Linked DNA regions of Mus musculus: region 2 is linked to region 1. A link is a loop called in an ENCODE intact Hi-C map of the cell type or tissue named here. Cell type or tissue: heart. All regions are shown on one strand.

Region 1 (8,000 bases):
AGTGATCTGCAATGGGATTCGATGCCCTCTTTTGGTGTGTCTGAAGACAATGACAGTGTACTCACATAATATAAGACAAATAAAGAAATTTAAAAAAAAAAAAAAAGAGAGAGAGAGCACTGACTGCTCTTTTGAAGGCCCTGAGTTCAAATCCCAGCAACCACATGGTGGCTCACAACCACCCGTAATGAGAGCTGACACTCTCTTCTGGTGTCTGAAGACAGATACAGTGTACCTATTTATAATAATAAATAAATCTTTGGGTTGGAGCAAGGAGGGCCAACCAGAGCGCATGGGACCAACTGGAACAAGCAGAGGTCCTAAAAATCCAATTCCCAACAACCACATGAAGGCTCACAACCATCTGTACAGTTACAGTGTCCTCATATACATAAAATAAACAAATCTTTTAAAAAAAGAAGAGAATGTGCTAAAATACCAAAAGCTCCACAAATCATTAAACATTACATCTAGAAGTATTAATTTTTATCATTTTGTAATACATTAAAATCACTGAAATGAAAACCATTTAATATTGGTATATAGACATAATCAGTGATGTGCATGGAATAAGGACATCATCACTCACATGCATGATCAAATACATTTTTATTGCCTCCTAGGATCAGTTCTTTTGTAGAAAGTCTTCTCATCTCTACAATGGTACAGTCCTGAGGAGATTTTTCTCCAGAATCATTTCCAGTGAAACAGAACGTAGCAAAATGGATATTGTGTCCCACTATAACATTCACTTGAACCCCCTGCCATCCCTCACCAATCCTCCAAAATACCTGGATCCTTAGTGACTGTCTCCTCCATCTACATCTTCCAGGGCTCTTTGCTCTGCTCCACAGGTGAGCAGGTCTGGGTGATCAGTGAGCCCTGCACATAAGAAAGAGATCTTCAGCAAGCACCTGCATTTCTTGCACAGTACTGTGCTCAGTAGATGTTATGCAGTGTCAGAATACTGAAAATATTTAGAAAGCATTTTCAGTTAGTGTAACTGAAAACTCTCTTCCAATCACAGTTCAGCCAAATCTGAGGGGCAGAAATGGAACTGAATGACTGGGATGAGAATATTACACACTAGTGAGGTTCCAAATTTATCCTGGACTAAAAATGATGGAAGTCCTATTCTCCCAAAGGAGCTAATGCTTGCAGAGGACTTGCCACAAAACCCTGAGGAGTGAAAGTACAGTCCTGAGGAGATTTTTCTCAGTGAAAGGCGGCTGAAGCAAACTATTCTCACCCACACAAACCAGAATACTGTAATTCTACAACCTCCAGTCTCTGTACAAAGCACTCCCAGCATGGTGCTGACACTGCCCCTCTTTCTGGCAGAAGTCCACAGTCACACTGGTGGCCGTGAACTGACCACAAAATACAAAACAACAGTTTGAATAGTGGTCCTGGTGCACACCTTTAACGCTAGCACTCAGGAAACAGAGTCAGGTGTAACTCAGTGACTTCCAGTCCAGCCTAGTCTACATGACAGGATGAGTTCTGGGCCAGACAGAGGGACACAATGGGTTCAAGCCACAGACAAAACAAACACAGGAACTAAGCCAAACTAAACCAAACCAAACCAAAAAACAGTTTGTGTTCATGGACAAAGTGGTTTTCTAGAACTAAGGAGACAAAATACTTTTGCTGTCTTTTTTCTGATATAGAAGAGCTAAAGTAATTATTTGAAAGATGATTTATAGTACCATCATATACAATATAATACCTTTTCTGTTTTATTTCTTTTTTCCTTTTCCTTCTCCCTCTTCCCACTGACATTTCTCTGTGGTTCTAGCTGTCCTTAAACTCCCTTTATGTACCAGGGTGGCAAGGAACTCCCAGATCCAATTGCCTCAGTTTCCTAAGTGTAGGCATTAAAGGCTTGTGATTAAAGGATTAAAGGGTTATAGGATACAGGGATTAAAGGATTAAAAACTGGTTTATAATGTCCTTTCTAACTGTGAACTGTAGCAGATGTGCAACTTGGTTATCATGTTGGTCCCCTAACAACTGGAGCAGAGGCTGTCTCTGACTCTGTTGACTGCCTTTGGATCCCCTTTCCCTAACTGGGCTGCCTTGTCTAGCCTCAATAGCCTCAGTGCAGTGCCTAATCCCACTGCATCTTGATATGCCAAGGAGGGTGGATATCCACAGGAGGCTTTCCCTTCTCTGAGGATAAAGAGAGGAAGGTGTAGGATAGGGGGAGGAAGGTAGTGGAGGAGTGAGAGACTAGAAGGAGAGGAAGAAGTGATGACAATCACTTCTAGTTATATTTACAACTATATCTACGAAACTCGCAACAAATATACGCTGAGATTCAGTTACATTTCCAGCCATTCCTTTCATGAGTAATAGCTAAAAGCTCTCTGGGGATGTTAAGTCACCAAGTATGTCCTGGGTATAACAGTGGAGTTAGCATGGATGTAAGTAAATTTAAAGAGCTTTATCCTTTATCTCAACAAAGAGAACTGGTTTGCAAACTTCAGTAGATAAACTAAAATATTCTACTATTCTACTATTTTGAATATTTTGGCAATCATTTGGTCAATGAAAAACACATCAGGATTATTTCAGTTTATATGCACTAAAATATATCGAGCCAGCTTACTTATGAACACCAGAAAAACTGATCACGCCCTGCTCTCTTCCGGCCCCTTCCCAGCCCCGTAGCTCCTTTGACTTGGGAGGTTTCTGAGCTATGGTTCCAGCTGCTGTGCTGCTGACTCTCCCAAGATGCCCCGCGCGGCACACGGCTGGCCGGCGTTTTACCTTCCCCTAAATTCCTCCCCGTTCTGCTATCCCAGGTCTACACTACGCGATTCCCTACGGTGCAGGGCCGTGAGCTCTGGACGTGAACAGGTCGTTAACACTTTTGGCTTTGGTTCTCAACTTACCTGGCTTCACTCACCTAGTTTCCCAGCTTCCGCTCACGTCACTCCTCTAACTCCTCCCACTCAACACTTTTCTACACTTCCTGGTAACGTCCAATGTGCTTGCACCCTCCGTTTCCGGGTGAGTGGCCCTGCCCCGCGGAGACCCGTCCCTCCCACTTTGTCTCTGGCTGCCTTCCACACAGGCCCAGCTGTCAGCTCGCCCAGCCTCCCCTCATGCTTGCTGCTAGCTAGACCAGAAGTGGATCTGGTAGGACTTTGCACCCCGATATCTGACCCCCATAGTGAGTTCAGAACCATTTAGATAAATGACCGGAAGCCTAACACCTCCTGGACTTCCAGCCGCTGGAATACATACTTTGTACCAAACAACAACAACACAGGCTAAATTCAGAAGCCCAAGTCCCATCCCCAAAACACAAACATGAGAAGCCAAAAGCAAATCCTAAAATTTTGACTTGGGAGAGACTTTTAAAGAACTTGGAATTTGAAAAGAAATAGGTGTCTCAAGAATTCAGTGGCTCTTTGCTATCCGCCCAGGGCCGAATTCATCCTGTGCTGTACTGATGTTACCACTAGATGGCGGTCTGTCATTTTACTAACTCAGAAAGGAGTTAGTCTTGTGATTTATGCTTAAAGTGAGAAAAACCAATTCTTTCTTTCTTTCTTTCTTTCTTTCTTTCTTTCTTTCTTTCTTTCTTTCTTTCTTTCTTTCTTTCTTTCTTTCTTTCTTCCTTCCTTCCTTCCTTCCTTCCTTCCTTCCTTCTCTCCTCCCTTCCTTCCACCCCTCTATTTATTTATTTATTTATTTATCTATTTATCTCTTTCTCTCTTCCTCCCTCCCTCCCTCCCTCCCTTTTTTCTGGAGTGTTGAATGCAGAGACCTTAACTTGCACAGATGCAAAAAATAAGGTATATGGTTCTAGTCTTAATATAGTCAGTTACTAGTTAGTTCATCTAGCTTGGTGAACACCAAAGAAGAGGTGGTTAGGATATAAGAAGGAAAAGAGGAGAGGATGGGCTAAGACACACTATTCTCTAGACTCCATACAATTATTGTAATCAGTAACCAACAGCAGCTGTCTTTATGTTCACTGGCCTCACACAAGACCACAGTCATTCTAGGAACTGGAACAGCTCACTTTACCTCCCAGAGGTTGGCTATGGATAGATTGTAGGAGAATAATCACTACCTTTAGTTGTCATCTTGTGCTGAGCACATCAGGCTCCAACACATAGCTCCTATCTTACTGGGTCCCTGGCAATATGAATAGAGATGAACACAATCGAGAGGTTTGTTGGAATTGTAAATCAGAAGAGCAGAGTTTTAGGAGTGGAATATGTACTTTATATCAAAAGTATACCAAAATATTGGGCAATACTTGATGTGGACATACAAATGCAATATGCAAGTGTGAAATAGCTAATAATAGAAAACTTGGGGGAGGTCATTCATTCACTCACTCATTCATTTGAGAAAGGTTTTCTTTGTGTAACACAATTATTAATGAAGTGTGCTACCATGCCCAGTTCAAAAAACATTTTTTTAAAAGAAACATATTTATTTCTTTTACATGAGTGCTCTATCTACATGTACACCTGCATACCAGGAGAGGGCATTGGATCCCATTACAGATGGTTGTGAGTCATGATGTGATTGTTGGGAATTGAACTCAGGATCTCTGGAAGGCTACACAGTGCTCTTAACCTCTGAGCCATCTCCTGAGCCCCTCAAAGTTGTTTTTAAATTACATCAGTCTATAATTTCTTTTTAATTGTATCAGTATCGGGTGGAGGACTTCTATTTGTTAAATTGTTTGATTGTTTTTGTTTTTTATTTTGTTTTTGCTTTTCAGAGCCAGGCTGTCCTTGAACTCACTAAGGTCAGCCTACTCTGCCTCTGAAATGCTAGGATTAATGGGATGGTCCACCAAGACTGGCTCAGAATCTGGGTTAGTATCAGGTAATAGTTAAGAGTCAGGAAGTTTTTCTCTTTTGTATCAATAAGTGGTAGCTGTTAAGTCACTTTGAAATTGGTTTTTTGAAATAAAATCCTGTCAATCTTGTTGTGGGGTTGTTTCAAAGATGGCATTTTATGCCCAACAGTGGGTAGGGGGAACTACCTCCAGTAGATAGAGGTGGAGGGACAGGCTTGCTGACCTTCAGTAAAAATTTTTGACCAAGAACTGTTCCTATTTAAAAGGAATGCAGGGGCAAAAATGGAGAAGACCGAAGCCTAGCATGGCTCTCCTCTGAGAGGCTCTACTAGTAGCTGATTGAGACAGACACAGGATAGCTTACACCTGACCATTGGACTGAAGTTGGGGGGAGGGGACCCTATAGTTGGATTAGAGGAAGGATTGAAGAAGCAGTTGGGGAGGGCAAACCCATAGGAAGACCAGAAGTCTCAACTAACCTGGACCAAAGGGAGCTCCCAGAGATTAGCCACCAACCAGGCGGCATATATGGGCTGGTCTGAGGCTTCCAGCACATATATAGCAAAGGATTGCCTGGTCTGGCCTCAGTGATAGATGTGCCTAGTGAGGCCCCAGGGAAAGGGGAGGTCTGATTGGGGGGAGGACCCTCTCAGAGGCAAGTTGGAGGAGAAGTGGGATAAAGAACTGTGGGAGGGGAGACCACGGAGCAGGGGCGGGGGAGTAATGTCTGGAATGTGAATAAATAAAATAATTTGTTTAAAAGGTGGAATTTTCTAATTGCTATGTGTAGTCACATTGCTATATGTAGTCTTGTTAATATTATTTATTTCATGTTGTTTACATTCGATATGTTATATGTCCTGGAATCTCACCTATTTCAATTAGATTTTCCAGTTTAGTGTAATAGAAGTCTTTATTATCAGTAGACGTAAGATCCTATTGTTACTCATATTTTAAATGTTGAGCCTTTACCTTGGGTAATGGTGAGGACATTACAAGATGATCGGTGGTGGCACACAACTTTAACTCCTCCCTGAGGAGGCAGAGTCTGACAGATCTCTGTGAGTTCAAAGCCAGCCTGGTCTACTGTGTTTCAGGTCAGCTAAAGTTACACAGTGAAACCCAGTTGAGAGAGAGAGAGAGAGAGAGAGAGAGAGAGAGAGAGAGTTATGTGAAGTTATGTGTACATGTAAGCCTTCAAACCCAGCTCTCTGGAGGTAGAAACAAGGGAATACCTGAGTCCAAGCCCAGCCTGGTCTATATAGAGGGTCCAGCCAGGTGTTAATACACAGATAGACCCTGTCACAAAGTAAAGCAAACTCTTTCCTGAGGAATAGCTTTATGGTACCAGAAGTACCATTCAAGATCTAAGTACTGCTAGACAACAACTGCGCATTCTGGTGTTTACCATAGATGCAGTGATTCTACTAGAATCCCAGTACAGACATGCATGTGTGCAATAACACATTAGAAACAGGCCATGAATTTGAAAGAGAGCGGTATGGTATTTGGGAAGATTTGGCAGGAGAAAGGAGAGAAAGCAAATGATCTAATGATAGGATAAACTCAAAATTAAAAATGTAAAACCAAAAACAACAACAACAACAACAAACAAACTTAAACACATAACAAAGCTACACTAAAGCCAAACCAAACAAGCAAGTTATACACCTCTCAGGAAAATGCAGACTAGGACACGTTAAACTTCTATGATGCTCTACTTACAGTGTCAATTATCAGGGGTAGAAATGATAGCTAATGTTGGTTATAAATATGGAAAAAGGAGGTTTCACACTGCTATGAGATAAAAAAAAAAACTAGAGAATCAACTTTTGAAATCAGTCTAGATGTCCACCCCCAAATAAACGAATAAATGAAAGAAAGAAAACTTCTGTGTGACCCAGTTATAGCATTGATATGTGACACTATTTCTGTGGAAACAAGGACAAATATCTACTTATCCCAGATAAGTAATCAGTGACAAATCAATGTCTGGGAACCAACAGAGTCCAATTTGGTGAACCAATGTGGTTTCTTTTTCAGGGATATTGTGTGTGCATGTATGTCTGTGAGCCATGTGTGTTCATAATGCTTGCAGAGGCCAGAAGAGGGCATTGGATCCCCTGGAATTGAGAATACATAGTGATGCCCATTTGAGGGTTCTGGGAATGCAAAGTGAGTCTTCTGAAAGAGCAAACAGTACTCTTAGTCATCAAATCATATCTAAAGCTCATCAGTGAGATTTATTAGGGGGACTTTGAGTGTGGGTGAAGGGCTACTTACAGAAGCACAGACTGATTGACATCTGCATCACACTGTGAGGGTTATCTAATGAAGCTGCAAAACTGGGGACCTCTGCACGGCTTGCCAGAAGCTCACCTGATGTAGGAAGTGTGTCTTTCAAGCCACTCACTAACTCCTCCGGGCAGCTTATCCTGTCTTACCAAGTTCAGGCAGCTTGATTGGTACCTGCTTCATGGCTGGTTTGAGCCATCATCTTCTCTGACATCGTCAGCAGTCCTTACTGACTGTATATGCTTGATGCAGGAGGTCACTAGTGAATCTTGCCGGTTTTTCAGACTTCTTGAGGGTACTAAGTTGTCTATTTCTGAGCAATGGGAGATTCTCTAGAGGATGGACAGTTCATGTCCCCTCCATTCACTTGCCCTAAGACATCCAATTAATTTCCTTTAAGACACTATTTTTAAAGTGGTTTCCTTCATCATGATAAGGATAATCTCAGAGAACTCTGATATGCACTAACCACTCCTGGGCATGAAATCCAAGGACTTTCTATCTTATCAATGAGCACTTGCTCATCATACTCATTGCTGCTTTATTCAGTGTCTAGACAATGGAATCAGCTTAGGTATCCATCAACTGACACGTGTGAAAATGGAAATGTGATACATATCTGTAGAGCATTGTAAATAAAAATGAAAGCGTAAAATCAGGATGCAAATTTAAGCAACCTGATAACATGGTGACTATGGAGGCTGACTGGTCCTCAACAATCAGCAAATGTTTCCTCTCACATGTGTGCCTTAGCTTCAACATTTTGTTTTGTTTGTCAAAGTAAGACTGTATGTAAAAGGTATGCAGCTAGAAATGGACCATCAGTGGGAGATTCAGGAAGAAAGGATGGACAGTGGAATACAGGTGATAGGGA
Region 2 (8,000 bases), 85 kb before region 1:
AGGTGGGTGGAAATCTGTGAATTCCAGTCCAGCCTGGTCTATATGATGACTTCTACATAGCAATTTGGTCATGTATCCATGGGCAGAATTTTTTTTTTTTGAACCAAGAAAAACAAGAGGATTGCAGAGATTTTTTTTTCTGATGTAGATGATCATAATTATTCACAAGATTGTTTCTAATATTATCCTATATTATAATACCTCTTAACTTTGTTTTTGTCTCTTTATCCCCCTTCCCCCCAAACAGAGTTTCTCTGTGTAGCCCTGGCTATCCTTAAACTCACTGTGTAGACCAGGCTGGCAAAGAATTCCAAGATCTACCTGCCTCTGCCTCAGGAGTGCTAGGATTAAAGGTATATGCCACCACAAACTGGTTTATAAAATGCCCTGTCTAGCTGTGAAAATACTGTGACCGGATTCCCTCAAAGAGAATACTCTGATTTCCAGACTCTAATTTACAACATTAAGAATTCAGCAGAGGGGTTGGAGAGATGGCTCAGCAGTTAAGAGCACTGACTGCTCTTCCAGAGGTCCTGAGTTCAATTTCCAGCAACCACATGGTGGCTCACAACCATCTGTAATGGGAATCCAATGGCCTCTTCTGGTGTGTCTGAAGCCTGCAACAGTGTACTCACATATATAGAATAAAAAAATATTAAAAAAAAAAAAAACTCAGCAAAAGTGTTGGGGTCCAAGAGTTGCCCAACAAACCACACAAACAAATCCTGATCTCTGTAAGCCATCTGATCCTTGATGGTTTTTTGAAGGCACAACCTAAGACTCATAAGTCAGGTAGTAGACTTCAGGGGCTGAGCAACTACACAAATATCTTTTCCTGTAAGCTTATAAAAGGAGGAAAAAAACCCAAAGAACAGAAAGCACAATGAGATCACATTCAGGTGCAGGAAGGGCTCTGCTCTGACTCAAGCCATTTTAGACTAACAGTTCATGTTGACCTTTAATTTGATAGGTCCTACGTAAGGCTTTGTGGAAATTCTTAAGATTAACAAACCTCAAACAGAACATAACAGGATACGTGATCAGCATGACCTTGCTCTGAGTCAAGTTATTTTTCTGTGTCAGTGACTGGCAGGCATGTTACAGCAACAATCTGAAATAGCTGGCATGCATGGAACAAAATGGCTACAGCTATTCTGAGATGGGGCAGACCTCAACAAGAAGACACATTTTTTTTTCTTTTTCTTAGCTGGCTTTCCTTCCTTGATTGTTTGCTTTCTTCCTTTCTTCTTTCCTTCCTTCATTATTTATTCTCTCCTCCTCTTTTTTTTTTTTTTTTTTGTAATTATTTTTATTGTTTTGTTTTTTGAGACAGTGTCTCACCATATAGCTCTGGCTGTCCTGGAACTCACTATATAGCCTTTGCTCCTGAGTGCTGAGATAAAACGTGAGTGTCACCAAGCCTGGCGCCACTCTTTTCACAATTTGCATCACAGATTGCATACGTTCCCGATGGAAAATTAATAGTAGATAGACAGTTTACTTTTAAAACTTAATTTTTACATCCATACCAGTAAAACTCACAACAAACAGTACAATCAAATTCATTTAAGTTTGCAGGAGTTCCTTTCGTGACTAAAAGCTCATGGGGAATCCACCACATGCCACTTTCTTAAATAGAGAAGTGGTAGAATACGGAAGTTAGTATGGATGATTGTAAATTTCAATAGCTTTGTCCTTTCCGTCATAGCAAAGAGAGCTGCGTTTTCAAATATTAACTGATAAATTCAAATATTCTACTAGATCAGCCAGAAGGTCAATAAAAAGAAATAGTATTATTCCAGTTAATATTACTGAAAATTTATCGACGAGGGTCTGACATCCACAGCACAATTTTGAGAGTCGTTATCCTTATGATCAGAGGGGAAATTGATCCCGCTCTGCTCCCCTCCCACTCCTGCCCATTCCCCAGCCCCGCCTCAGCTCCTCGGACCTGGAAGGTTCGAGCGCCTCCCTCCCTTGTCCCCACCCCCACTCCCACTTCCTCTCCCCCATCCCCCGCTGCTGCCTCTGCCAGCTGCTAAACTGCTGACTCTCCCAGGATGCTCAAAAGGTACCTGCGGTATAGGTAAGTTTTCCGGTTCTGCGAGCCCCGCCGTTTCCTCCATACTCAGGTCTCCACCACGCGATTCCACACTGTGCAGCCGCTCTACCCCTCAACCCCAACCCCAGCTCAGTCTTGTACCGGATTCTTGACACTCCAGACTTTGACTTTTTAGTCCCACTTCCCAAGCTAACACACCTTGCTTCCTAGCTTCCCTGGCCTCAGTCTTCTAATCCCACCCACACTACACCCTTCCTCTACACCCAGCCAATGTACCACATCTTCCATCCTCTATTTCTGGGCGAGTGGGCCCGCCCAGCGGAGACCGGCCCCTCCCACTCTGTCTCAGGCTTCTTTCTGCCACAGCTCTTCCCTTCAGGTTGCTCTGCACAGTCTCCCCACACTCTTGCAGCCAGTCTAGACCAGAACTATATCTGGTAGGACCCTGCACCCCGATATCTGATCCCCATAGTGAATTCTGAATCTTTCAGATGCAAAACAGACAACCTAAGATCCCCATCTCACTATCATCCTCTCCACCACATACTGCATACCAAACAACAGGCTAAATTCGGATGCCAGAGTCCCATCCCCAAAACACAAACATGAGAAACCAAAACCAAATACTTCAATTTTGATTTGGAGAGAGACTTTTCAGGAACGTGGATTTGGGGGAGGGGGGAGGTTGTCTCAAGAACTCAGTGGTCAGTGTTGGGGTCCAGCAGTAGCCCTACATGCCACACAAACCCTGATCTCAGTCAGACAAGGACAGATAATTGGATGCATACCCTAAGACTGATCAGAATTTGGGGGCTGAGCTACAACCACAAACACTTCTCAGGACTGGTTTAAGAATGAAAAAAATCACAATGCGCTCATATGCAGGTGCAGGAAGTGCTGACCTGTGGTTTTCTCTGACCCAAGCTATTTTTGCTAGCCAGACAGAGCAGTTCTATCTGACCTTTATTCTGATTGGTCCTAAGTGGAGCATATAATTTTCAAAGTTCTTAAGATTAACCAACTTCAGAACACACAGAAGATAACAGGGTATGTGGAACACGACCCTGCTCTGAGTCAAATTATTTTTCTGTGTCAATGACTAACTGGCATATTACAGAAACAATGTGAAATAGCTGGCAGGCATGGAACAAAATGGCTACAGCTATGTTACAGGGACAGACCTCAACAGTCAGGACTGAATTCATACTTCATTGAACTTCTTTCACCACTAGATGGCGGACATGTCATTTTAGTAAAGCAGAAACAAGTTTGTCTTCATGATTCCAAAAGTGCTTTGAGATAAAACCTAGAACTAACTCTCTCTCTCTCTCTCTCTCTCTCTCTCTCTCTCTCTCTCTCTCTCTCTCTAGTACAGTGGTGTACGCAGAGAATCTTGCACGTCCCAGATGCAGAAAATAAGTAAGGTTTGTGGTCCCAACCCTAGAAAAGTCAGTTTTACAATCCAATGTCTAGCTCTGAGAAGCATGGAGGAAGAAGAGATGGTTAGGAAATAAGAAGGGAGAGAGGGGGAAAGGCTAAGAATTCCAAGTCTAGAGTTCTCTAGACTCCATACAACTACTGCAATCAGTAACCAAGAGCAGCTGTCCTTGCCTGCACTGGCCCCACACAAGACCACGGTCAATCTAGGAAAGGGAAAAGGCTTTACCTCTCAGGCATTGGCAATGGATAGACTGTAGAAGAAGAATCACTGGCTTTAGTTGTCATCCTGTGCTGAGCACATCAGGCTCCTGAACATAGCTTCAAACCCACAGTCTCACAAATGGCTCTGGTTCATCTTAGTGGGTGCCAGGCAATATGAATAGACATGAACAAAGTGACTGTTGGAACTGTGGACCAGGATAGCAGAGAGGTAGGAGTGAGAATGGGCAGTATTTGAAGTGGGCACAGAAACACACAATGCTGTGATATACATGCATTTTATCTTTGTGTGTGTGTATGTGTGAAATAACTAATAATAAAAAAATCGGGGCATTCATTCATGGTAGACAAGGTTTCTCTGTGTGAACCTGTGCTTAAAGGCCCGTGATAACATACCTAGATCAATTAAAAAAAAATCAGTGTGTAATTTCTTCTTAGTTCTAACAGTATCTGATGGATTTTTTTTTTTTTTTTTTTTTTCAGTTTTGAGGGCCAAGATGGCCTTGAATTCACTGAGATCAGCAGTTCCTGACTCTGGAATGCTAGGATTAAAGGCATGCTCCAACATGTCAGGTTTATTCATTATCTGGCTTAGTATCAGATAATAGAGTCAGGAAGTCTTGATATTTTTGTGTGTGTCAAGAAGTATTAAATATTAGTCTATTTGCTGCTCTTCAAAGTCCTGATAGAATTCTGTCAATTTGGTCCTGGGCTTTGTTTTGAAGATGTCATTTTATAATTGATTCAGTCATATTGCTCCTCTTAGTCTTGTTTATAATATTTGTTTCATGTCATTTATATTTGGTATGTTATATGTGCCTGAAAACTCATACACCTCAACTAGAATATCCTCTCTAGTACAATAGATGTCTTCAGTGTCAGTAGATAGAAGATCCACTTGTTAACTCATTTCTATCAAGTAAATTGTGCCTTTACCTTGGGTAACTATCAGGACCTTATCAACAAGGAAAGACACAAGGACAGGATGAAAGACTCAGGCTCTGAAGGCCAATCTTATCTTTATTTTAATCTTTGGGCAGAGGGCATGGAGAGGCAGAGGCTGGAAAAATTTAGTCTGAAGCCCTCCTGGGTTGCCTGCCATCTTAACATAGTATATTGTCTTATTGTAGCTCTGGGAAGGTGACTGCCCCGGTGGTTGTTCTTCTCAGTGGGCTGAGTGTGGCAGGATGGTGTCCACTCTCTTTACAACTTAGACTACATCAGTTCAGATCGGGAGCGAGCACTTCTGGCAGGAAGGGTAGCCATTTACTGAGCAAAATGAGTGACCAGGAGGCCATTCTACGATCTGGTAAAGGGAGACATCGGCCTCTCCTGCTTTTGTCCAAGCTTGAAGCTCTGCTCTTTGGGAACTCATGTCCTCACTTATGGAGATCTAGGTTAGGGCCGCGGGAGTCTTAGACCATTCTAGGGGCCGTGGACCCTTGTGTGCGCCGCTCGGCGGAAGGGGAGAGAAACGCGCCTGGGTGAGCCGCGGCTAATCGAGGGGTCGGGTCAGATTCTTTGTGCCCCGCCGCCTGCAGGGAGAGCCCCACACTGGGGTTTGAATCCCCGAGGAGCCCGGGCGCACCACAGCATCTTGTTGGCTGGCGCCGAGTAACTGGGCTCCTCTCCTCTGCCTGCGCAAAGCGGAGCGGTGCCACTCGGGTCCCAGGTTTTCCCCGCTGCCCAGGGCGCCGCGGTGGCCGGTAGGCTCCCCAGCGGAGTGACTGGGCCCCCGCCCCGGCGAGGCCCCACGGCCTTCCGCCCGAGGTGGGCTCAGCCCCGCGCGACTTCCCGCCGCAGCTGCGGGACACCAGCACCTAGGCCCGGGACTCTCAGGCTCCCTAAAGTAGCGAATCGGTCTGGAAAAGAAAGAGTTAAGCCGAGAGGCTGGGTGGGTCTTCAAATCGCTACAGCGTCAGTCCCTCAACATTCCTTAAAGTGACACACACAGAACAGACAACTATACAGCAGCTAAAACAAACAGGACACTTCCGCTCTGTCCTTCACTGACATTAACACCAGGGGCACTCTGTACCCCAGAATCTTTGGAACGACGCCTAAGCCCCCTTGGCTAGGATGTACCAGGGTGACCACCGCAGCCGGATTCTACATCCTCTTTTGCTGTTTCTTGCCAGGTAATACAGCTTTTTAGGCCTCTTCAGAACAGAATTACAGAATTATTCAGAACAGGATTATTACAGTATCACACAAGCACACATGGATAGACTCACAGACTCAGAGATAACCAGTGCCGAGATTCTCCAGGGTTGGGTCCTGGTGGCCTTGGAGTTCCAGGCCAATGCACCAAAATGTTGTGCCAGGAAGAGTTCATGAACCCCAAATGGCCACCAAGGAGCTGTTTCTGTTGGGTCTCTTTATTTCAAGTTTGGATTTGGGCTCTCCTCCAACCCAACCCTGACAAAGCAGGACCAGAAAGGAAGGCAGAGCAGCGTGCGCCACCACACCCGGCCAGAGCAGACTCAAACCCTCAGCAGGACAAGGTTTTATAAGGAATGGGAGTAAGTGAGGGGGCGTCCAGCCTAACAAATATCTAACTGAATGTCTATTGTAAGCTGACAGGTGGGTGCTCTGAAGCAAGATCATGAACAATCCCAAAGGGTCTGAAAGTACGTCTGAAAAAATCAGACTAATCTTTGATTAACTGTTGCTAGAAAGTAACTCTGGCCAAGGACAAACCATGGGGTCCTTCCTGGTACTTGGATGCAGCTTGGGTTCTGCTGCAGGTCAAGTTCTCAGGCTTTTTTATCTTTATGTTGGAGGCCGGTCCCAAGATAGAGTAGGTTTGGCCTTTCACTAGAAACAAAAACATTACCTCAAATGAAAAGTATCTTTTGGAGACTTTCCTGGTCTACTCAAGTCCTGTGTTGTTGTTCTTAAGAAAGATGGTGGTGAAGCCATAATTCGACCCTTATTATCTGTCCCAAAGTCAAGTGCTTCTTACCCAGCATGCAAACTTTACTCCTGCTGGTTTAAGGGGGTAATTTAAAATGAGCAGCCTGATCCTTCACCATCACTATGGTAACCACCATTGCTGCTGCAACAGGAGGGAGGTGAAGGGGGAGGGAGGGTAAGGATAGGGAGGCACGTGGAGCCCTATGGTCAGTGCAGTGAAGGGAGAGTAGGGAACCCAGCTCTCCCTGGGAGAACACAGGGAGTTCAGACAAATTTGAACAAATTTTTGTTTTAGATTCCATGGCACCCATCTTCCCAGCGTTTGCCAGAGATCCCAACACTCTAGAATTGCCTTCCCAATTGATAGTCTGGGATCAAACCAAAAGTGTGTTTGTGGGTGGTAGCCTCTGTATCAGAGGTTCCCCCAAAACAAACACCTGGTCTTTCTTCACATGGCTAACTCTGGTGCTACCCTGACTCAGCAGAGAAATCGAGGATTTGTCACAAACATTGCACTTGAAGGTTTTCTGTCCAGTATGAATTCTCTGATGGACAGCGAGGCTTGAGGGGTTACTGAAGCATTTCCTGCATTTTCCACTCTGATGTGGTGTCTCTCCAATGAAGATTGTTTGTTGCATGAGACTGTATGTAGAGATGAAGTCACCATCACACTCTCTTTACCTGTGCTCTTTCTCTTCAGGGTAGCATCTCTGATCTTGAGGAATGTTGGAAGACAAAGTTAAGGATTTCTCACAGTCTTTAGATTCAGAAGGTTCTTCTCCAGTGTGCCTGCTTTTATGTCTATGTGGGTTTGATGAGTCAACAGAGGCTTCCTTGTCACTACAGCATCTGTAGTTATTGGAGGTTTCTGTAGTGTCACTTCTTTTATAAAGTACACAGTTTGGGGGTTCATGAAGCATTTCACCAAGCTCACTACACTGACAAGACTCCTTTTCGGTGTTCACATGTTGAGGGACAGTATCCCATGTACAGTCCTTTAAAAACAAATCAGATTAATAGGGTTTGTTCCAAAATTAAACATTTGATAAATGGTTGTCTCCATAAGCTCTTTCTTACAATAAGTCAACCAGCAACTACTTAGATGTGTTTCTTTTACTGTAATTTTATGTATTCCCACAACAATGGCCTGACAGCCTTCAAGGGTCTGTGATTTACAATAGATATCTCATCATTATAGAAAATGTATACTGGCTCAAGATGGACCAAATAATTGAGGAGTTAGTAACTGGTTTTGGGGTGGAGCTCAAATGGCTGATTGTACTTAGAATACATGTTTCTATTCAGAAACTGGTGACAAATTTAATGAAATCCCAGGTTCACAGTGTTTGTACTCAATAATACA

Evidence for each region. A loop is a pair of places that touch in the nucleus more often than their neighbours do. Peaks named below come from ENCODE experiments on the same cell type or tissue, not always from the same donor. Only the 100,000 strongest peaks of a DNase experiment are listed, where the experiment ranks them.
Region 2: a loop joins it to region 1, with 8 times the contacts of the local background. A loop is called at or near these places in 6 of 42 quality-filtered maps.

What each region holds. Positions count from the first base shown.
Region 1 is chr17:21,445,319-21,453,318 of GRCm38, reverse strand. It overlaps Zfp51 (zinc finger protein 51), which reads right to left and starts at 2,945. Exons shown (of 5, transcript NM_009558.4): 1 at 2,898-2,945; 2 at 792-882. The coding sequence starts at 819. In heart, a CTCF peak has its summit at 3,447 (motif pointing right); a DNase peak (open chromatin) is centred at 3,028; H3K4me3 peaks cover 1,544 bases; H3K27ac peaks cover 1,423 bases.
Region 2 is chr17:21,529,909-21,537,908 of GRCm38, reverse strand. It overlaps Zfp52 (zinc finger protein 52), which reads right to left and starts at 2,370. Exons shown (of 5, transcript NM_144515.2): 1 at 2,076-2,370. 9330136K24Rik (RIKEN cDNA 9330136K24 gene) reads left to right here and starts at 2,031. Exons shown (of 3, transcript NR_131123.1): 1 at 2,031-2,086; 2 at 3,438-3,481; 3 at 7,338-8,000. It also overlaps a transcript of Zfp53 not described here. In heart, CTCF peaks have their summits at 3,280 (motif pointing right), 5,177 and 5,783; DNase peaks (open chromatin) are centred at 2,068, 2,368, 5,378, 6,078 and 2 weaker places; H3K4me3 peaks cover 3,289 bases; H3K27ac peaks cover 3,509 bases.